3 separate regions of the Mus musculus genome follow, and all the other regions are linked to region 3. The links are chromatin loops, found by intact Hi-C in ENCODE. Cell type or tissue: left cerebral cortex. All regions are shown on one strand. Region 1 holds the start of Myo1d (myosin ID). Region 2 overlaps Tmem98 (transmembrane protein 98). Region 3 overlaps Myo1d (myosin ID).

Evidence for each region. Peaks named below come from ENCODE experiments on the same cell type or tissue, not always from the same donor. Only the 100,000 strongest peaks of a DNase experiment are listed, where the experiment ranks them.
Region 1: a loop joins it to region 3, with 5 times the contacts of the local background. A loop is called at or near these places in 19 of 42 quality-filtered maps.
Region 2: it touches region 3 in a loop (8-fold over the local background); 29 of 42 quality-filtered maps call a loop at or near these places.

The regions. Positions count from the first base shown.
Region 1 is chr11:80,778,711-80,781,210 of GRCm38, forward strand. Myo1d (myosin ID) reads right to left here and starts at 1,315. Exons shown (of 22, transcript NM_177390.3): 1 at 988-1,315. The coding sequence starts at 1,082. In left cerebral cortex, CTCF peaks have their summits at 952 and 1,518; DNase peaks (open chromatin) are centred at 969 and 1,423; H3K4me3 peaks cover 1,529 bases; H3K27ac peaks cover 563 bases.
Region 2 is chr11:80,816,929-80,819,428 of GRCm38, forward strand. Tmem98 (transmembrane protein 98) reads left to right here. Exons shown (of 7, transcript NM_029537.2): 5 at 575-690. All of the region lies in intron 2 of Gm31228 (a long non-coding RNA gene), which reads right to left. Among named protein-coding and RNA genes, the nearest start is that of Gm31228, 3.0 kb to the right of the region's middle. In left cerebral cortex, a CTCF peak has its summit at 1,344 (motif pointing left); a DNase peak (open chromatin) is centred at 1,293; H3K27ac peaks cover 236 bases.
Region 3 is chr11:80,695,198-80,697,697 of GRCm38, forward strand. The region is part of intron 1 of Myo1d (myosin ID); the gene reads right to left. Among named protein-coding and RNA genes, the nearest start is that of Gm31042, 28 kb to the right of the region's middle. In left cerebral cortex, a CTCF peak has its summit at 1,325 (motif pointing right); a DNase peak (open chromatin) is centred at 1,342.

The sequences.
Region 1 (2,500 bases), 84 kb after region 3:
TACAAGTAACAGACAGAGCAAAGCTTCCGGGAAAACACAAACAAACAAATAAACAAGTAAGCACACGCTTCAAGCTGAAACTCCGTTTCAGTTTTTTTTTAAAGTCAAAACACTTTAATACTCAGATTACATATTACTGTTTGAAAATGAAATAATTACGTATAGAAGACTTTCTAAAATAAGTTCCTCTTGGAAGCCCATTTTGGGGCATTGTGTTGTAACTAAATTCTCAAAGATGTCAGTAACACAAAGGCTCCATCCATACATAACTCCTTGAAAAAACTGAAACCATGGACGCCTTGTCAAATTCAGACAGTTTATCTTGGCACTGGCAAGTACAGCAGTCTCTTCGATGTCTGGAAACGGGTCTAATTACGTCGAATGAGTAACTAAAAAATAGCCCGTGTCCCGGAACAGACAGCTTAGGGTTCACTCCATAGCATCCTGAATGGTAGGATGGAACCACGCCAGAAAGAAAGAAAAGAGAAAAAAAAAAGAAGAAGAAGAAGAGGAAGGAAAGAAACGAGAAAAGAAAATCGAGCGTGAAAGCAGGAGATAGATGCCAGGCTCTTTTAAAACAACCTTCCAGTTTTCCTGGGGCTGCCAGGGCCATCACGCCGCTCCTAAGTTTTTCTTTTCCCTTACTTTTGTTCCATTAAGTCACCCGGTCCCGCCCACATCATTTACCTGGCTCAGGGCGGGCTGGTGCACCCCTAAGCGACCTCAAGCCCAGCATGCCCCTAATCAAGACACCACACAGGGACGACCCCAGACCCCTAAAGTGCAGTCCTAGACCTCATCACACCCTGGAGTCCCAAGGCCGCACCAAGGAAGAGTCCTCTCTCTGGGAGGCGTGACCACCCAGCGCCGCGGACCCCCTGTCACCCCGCCGCACTCACTCGCGGGAGCTGCTCGCCCCGGTCACCCCGAATCCTCAGCAGCGCCCCCTCTCGGGAAACCCCGGCATGGCTGTCGAGACGCGCTCACCTGAGCCTAAGGTTGGCCATGAACTCGGGCATGGAGACGGTGTCCATCAGCACGAAGTCCGCCTTGCCGAACTCAAGGCTCTCCTGCTCCGCCATGGCGCCGGCTCAGGTGGGAGCGCTCGGGTTGGGGCGGGGGTGCTCGGCACCTTTGGGCGGGGTCGGGCCGGAGAGAGAGAGAGAGCGAGAGAGACGGCCGCCACTCCTCAGAGCTCCAGCCGGCGCGGCTCTGAACGGGCGAGGCCGGCGGCTTCCGCTCCTCCCGCGGTGGCTGCGGGTTGTGTGGGGGCCGTGGTGGCGAGACGGAGACGGCGGCGGCTGGTCCCGCCTCTAGCCTGGGTCCCGCTGGGCCCCGCCCCGCCCCGCCCCGGCCGCTCGGGCTCCGCCCCGCCGATGAGCCCGCCCAACCCCGGCCCAGCCGCCTCCTCACCTGGGCGGCGCGCACGCGTGGGGCGGGGACGCGCTCTGGGCCAGCCGCGGCGGCTAAGCGGCAGCGCCCCCTAAAGACAGGCACGGGCATCTAGCGTGGCGGGGAGCCGTGTGGACCTGACTCTGGGTAGAATAGGCCTTGTTGCCTTCTTCAACCCCTGCCTAGTAGATGCCAACAAACTTACAAATTTACAAACTTATAACTTGAGCGGCTTTGGCGCGAATTATCCATTATGATTCCCTCACATTCTTCTGTGCTCATGTGCCATCCATCCTTGAAATGGTGGCTGAATAGTTATGGCAATGGTAGAGAATACTTCCAGGTCACCGAAATGTTTAGAGCTGTTCTAAGTGCTTTAGCAAACTTAAGTAACTTGTCACACTGCTAGGAAGTGGAGGAGCTGCGACTTCGTGGAGGTCATCTGATTTACGAACCCCAGCATTCAGCCACATGGCTTACTCTTCATTTCCAGTGGTCCATTTTTTTCCACTCATGTGAGCATGTCATCAGACTAGTACCTTATACTAGTAATTTTTTAAAAAATGTATGAATCATCTCCTCGGGATGATTGCAGCTTCTAGCATAGAGGACCATGTCCTAAACTTTTTTTTTATATCCCCCACCTCCACTCTCTACACATTCCAAGAAGCTTATAGTAGTAGTTTGTATTATAAATAAGAAATCCATGAAATTAGTTCCATAGATTGTAATGAGTTATGATCTCCAATTTCAAGACACACTGGGTGTTCTTAAAATGGTTTTTGTTGGGGGGAGGGGTGTTGCTGGAGAGATGGCTCAGTGGCTAAAAGCACTTGCTGTTCTTACAGAGGACCAGAGTTAATTTCCCAGCATCCACAACAATAGCTTTGCCTGTAACTCCAGTTCAAGGAGATGAGACACCCTCTTCATACCTCTGAGGGTACCAGGCAGGAACATATATACATGCAGGGACTCACACAGTCACATAAAATAAAGGTGAATAAATATTTTTTTTTTAAACTTTTCTTTCAGGGGCTGGTGAGATGGCTCAGCGGGTAAGAGCACTGACTACTCTTCCCAAGGTCCTGAGTTCAAATCCCAGCAACAA
Region 2 (2,500 bases), 120 kb after region 3:
CTTGGAGCTGGCCAGTGGTGCGGGAGGAAGAGGAAGAAGCCCACGTGTTGCCATTTTGCCTTTGCCCTGCTTTTTCCAGGGCCCTTTTTATCATCACCTGGAAAAACGTACAAATAACCCACAACCCTCAAAAACTGTCAGCATAGTTGTCTTTATTGGAGAATGTGCCTAAAGAAAAACAGTTGCCCTTTGTCCAGCCACATTTCTGTGAGCACCCCACTGGAGATATTAGCCATTTAGAAGTCTAAACCATGAAGTAATAGAAAGTTTCTCCCCCAAGTCAAGGTGGTAAAATTGGAGCGCGTGATTTTTCTTAGATGGATTATTCCAGCTTAGTCCTCTTTGAGCTGAAGGTCTGTCCTTGATCTCAGAGCCCTTCCCCCTACAGCTTCCACCCAGGCTATTGGCTTTTGCCTCTTTCCACCCCATTTCCTCTCATCACTAGGGTAGGAGCCAGTTTACCAGCGGTGCCCAGGTTGGGGCCGTGTTCATCTTTTTCAGGGTGCCAGAGCCCTTGGTGTGGGGTTGGGGAGCCAGGTCACCCACATCACATCTTGTCTCCTTGTTATATTAGATTTGTCACACTCTGACAGAAAAACTCGTTGCCATGACAATGGGTTCTGGGGCCAAGATGAAGACGTCAGCAAGTGTCAGTGACATCATTGTGGTGGCCAAACGGATTAGCCCCAGGTGAGTGGTCAGTGGATGTGAGGTCCCACAACGCCACAGGGGAAACTGGGGTAGCCAGCAAGGCCAAGTACTGCTTTAAACAGTAGGTCTGCAGTCTCAGTTATCCGAACCCCCAGTGCATACAGAACTGCCTCCCGTGGGTATTCCTAAGCTGAGGTGGTCACTCATCATTTCTCTTGCCAGCATAAGCCCTTTAACAGCTCGGTATAACTGGGCTGACAGAGCCTGCACTCAACAGTGACAGCTCCTACCCTTACCGGTCAGCCTCCCTTACCCTGCTACGAAGTGGCTGTCAGCAGGCGCAGTTCCCACTGGCTCCTATGTTATAGCTTCATAGACTTTTCAGCCAGGCCCTTAGGTCCAACCCTATAAGTATACTGGGGACTGGTTTGAGAGATAGATACCTTTCTTCCATGGTGGCTCTCATTCACTGCTTGATTCCCATCCTAGCACTGGGTGGGAAGGGAAGCCACAGCACATTCAGACCTCCTGAATTCCTGGCTGTCTGCAAAATCCCCTGTGGGAGGTACCCGGCAGGGCCTCAGTCAACAACTACACCCCCTCAGTTGGACTGGATTTTGCAAAGAAAAATAAGGCCCTTTTCTTAGAGCAAAAGGACCTGCTAAATGCATGCTGCCACCTGGTGGCTGGTATGTGGATTGGCTATCAAATGACGGGATTCCAGGAAAGTGTTCTTATCAAGTCACCTGACCCCTCTGCCTGGAATGGCCTCCGCTGTGCATTCCTGGTGTCTGGGTTAAGTCACAAGCAACCAGGCTTTTCTGTCTCAAGAATAACCTAGTGGGGCTCAGGAGGAGCCATGTGGCGAATCCTCTGGGAAATACAAGACTTGGAGTACTTGAACTCTGTCTAGGTAGTCAGTGAGTGGAGACGCTGAGAGGGAGGATGCAGGCCGGAATAGCTCCTGGCTCTGGAGTTCCCCCATGGGTGTAAATATCTGGTTAGCATCAGCGGCTTCATGAGACACGCCCACCCTCCCAGGCTCCAGCTTGTGCCAGGCGTTGCCGCTACTCTCCCACCATATTTAGACCGTGCAGTGCCCCTATCTCCTGGGCCCCTTCCTTGTGCATTTTGTTACTCTTGAGATCCGCCCCGAGGTGCAGGTTATAAGTAGGGTGTTAGGGTGCTGATTTCTGAGAGGGGACAGGGTTTTTAACAGTGTGCCAAGGTGAGAGTGTGGCATTGTCAGGAGGGCAGAGCTCTCTGCAGAGTGCCCTGGACAACCTCACTCATGTTTCTTGCCAGAATCCTCTTGTTTTCTTCATTTGGCCTCATGAGTTCGCCCTCTGGCTGATATTTGTCCCCATGTCCTTCCTGTTTAATTTTCTCCATCTGTCACGATGATGATTTATTATTTCAGGGAGAGCAGTTTCTGCCTTGGGCTCTGCAGAGGGGGAAGGGGCTAGTTGGGTGGGACAGACACATGCTGAAGACCGCCGTGCTCACCAGCTCCTCCGGCCTGAGAGTGAGGGCTGTGTATTTTTCTTAGTGCTTTTAGAAATCAAATTATACAGTTTTTTTTCTTTGTACCAAGTGATCATGGGAGCAAAATCTTGTACCCCACAAATCAGAACAGGTAGGAATGTAACTTAAAATATTAGCCATGGACTGACTATCCAGGACGGAAAACACACACACATACACACAGTGGAGAGGTTTGAACTCAAATTAAGAGGTGAAGTGACTTTTTTGGGGGGGGTAGTGTTCTATATCACTGTATTTGTATCTTTAAAAAAACCCACAAAAGTAATAAATGCTTATAAAAGTTAAACTACTTCAGGAATAGATT
Region 3 (2,500 bases):
TTGTAAAAGTGACTTGACCTCCTTGTGTTTCAGCCTCTCCAGCTGTACAATGGTAATAATTATATCCCTCGGTTCCTCTGGCACTGAATAAATGGTTTTCCCCCTTTTCAAAAATGGCAATTAATTTTATTGCTCTATTATGTTATCCATGAAAGCGATGGTTATTTGCTTGTTTTGAGACAGGGTTTCTGGCAGCCCAGGTTGGCCTTGAAGTATGAAGCCAAGGTTGGTCTTCAATCTGTGATATTCCTGCCTCTATCTGAAGAGTTCTGGGATTGCAGGAAGATGTTGATTCTTTACCAAATGTTTTTATTTTTTATTAACACTACCCCTCCCCAATAGCCCCGATAGCCACAAGAATGGACTAAACGTCAATATGTCATTCGTTGTCACAGCTATCAATCAACTGCAAGTTACCAACAAGATCTCTATCTATACAGCTTACATTTAGGGACCCATAACTGTGAAGCTGGAGAGATGGCTCAGTGGTTAGGATTGTGTACAGCTCCTACAAAGGACCAGAGTTCAGTTTTCAGCACCCATGCCACGTGACTCACAAGTGACTATAATTCTCAGTTCATGGGCTCCAATACCCTCCTTTAGCTCCCCAGCTGCGCAAACTCTCCCCTCAAGAACATACATATTTTTTAAAATCCACAAAGAAATAAGAAGTAAGATTGACTACTCCAGTCTCTCTGATTGGATCTGCAAACACAGGCTCAGCAGCTATCATCAACGGACCAAGCAAGGGCAGGGGTTGTCAAAACACCCCAAGTAGGAAAAAGGAAAAAGAAAAACAAGCACCAGGGTCTTAGTGGGAAAGTCATCTCATGAGCTCCTTACTCTGACGTAGAAGCATCATAAGGCACTCTCTTGCTGGATAGTTCTTACAGCCACGAATGGGATCATTTCTGAAATTCTGGTATTAGTTCAAGTAAATATTTTGTTTAACTACATTCCTAAGCATCATTTTTTTTCAAAATATAATCAAAACACACGCACAATAGCAGGGTGATCACGGTGTGGTAGCTTATGTCAACAATCTTTGCTCTTGGGAGGCAGAGGCAGGAGATCAAGAGCAGCCTAGACTACATGGTGAGACCTTGTTTCAAGAAGGTATACAATGTATAAGCCATTTGTTTAGAAACCACGTTATTTATGAATCATAATAGCGGTGTTATCTGTTGACTTGAAGGCATTTCAGGGCTCAACAAGATATGACATTAAATAAATGCTTCAGCAATTTGCAAAACGGATAGAAAGTTATGTTTGAAATTCTAAACTGGTTATCAAATGACTTTGAACTTGGTTAGGTCTCAAAACTACCACTAGATGGTGCCACTATCCACTGTAATATCATGTGCAATTTCAGAGGTACAGGGGAACAGAAAAGTAATGCAGTCGGTCCTTTCAGGGCTTCCTTTGGGGAGGATCTGCAGTAATTACACGAGAAAGTGAATAAGAGACACCCTGTTCCAAAGGAACAATGAAAGCATTTTCTATGATCTATGTGTGCAAACCTGTTATAATAAACTGTCTATGTGTACTAGAAAGGGTGTAACCCTAGATATCAAAATGGGAAAAGAATAAGATAATACTGAAGATAAATTGTTAACAACAGAGAATAAGGGGAAAGGCCATAAAACCATGTGTTACAGTAGCAAATATTGCTGCAAAAACTCCTTCAAGTGAGGAATCCTAAAATCATGGACAAACTGTTTCAGCCACACAAGGTCCTGCCCCTTTACTTGACTCCTAACAAGCAATGCCACCTCCGGGCATGAGCACCTCTCTGTCCCCTCACCTCTCTCGGCCTTTGTCTCCATGGTCTTGTCACTGTTTCCCTTCACTCTGGTTGCCTTCTCACCCTACACTGGGGAGATTCCCCCTTGTTCTTCCAAAGTCTAAGAACCAGTTTTTCAAATACATATTTATATATGTGTGTACCTTTAAATTAAATTAAAATTAGCTAGACATGGCACCCTCTTGCAATCCTAGGTCTTGGGAATTGGAGACAGGAGGATCAGGAGTTCCGGGTCATAGTGAGTTTGAGGACAGCCTGGGTTACATGAAACTGTAACTCAAAAGCCAAAAGCAATCAACCAAAGATAGCTTAACTGTCATAGTCTCTAGAACTTCAGAAAATATTTATTGAAATAACTAGATATTTTCATTGGCTTCTAAATGAAACAAAAGTTCTAAAACATTTTAAATTAACATGTAGCAATGGAGAAGATATTAAAGACAATGCTGTTGGAAGACAAATGTACAATACCCATGGGCTCTGAGACACGTGGTTAAAAGTATTCTAGTCCAACTCATCACATCACTTGTATCTAGGACCATCGGTAGCAGTCAGTCAAGATGCAACAGCTCCTTCAGACCAGTCTCAGCAGACCACGTACACAGCCTACAGACAAGGCGTGTGCACAGGAGTGTGAGTGTGTGCAGAGGAGGAAGGTGGCTGAGCTGAGCAGAGCAGGAAGCCATGCCCTGTGTT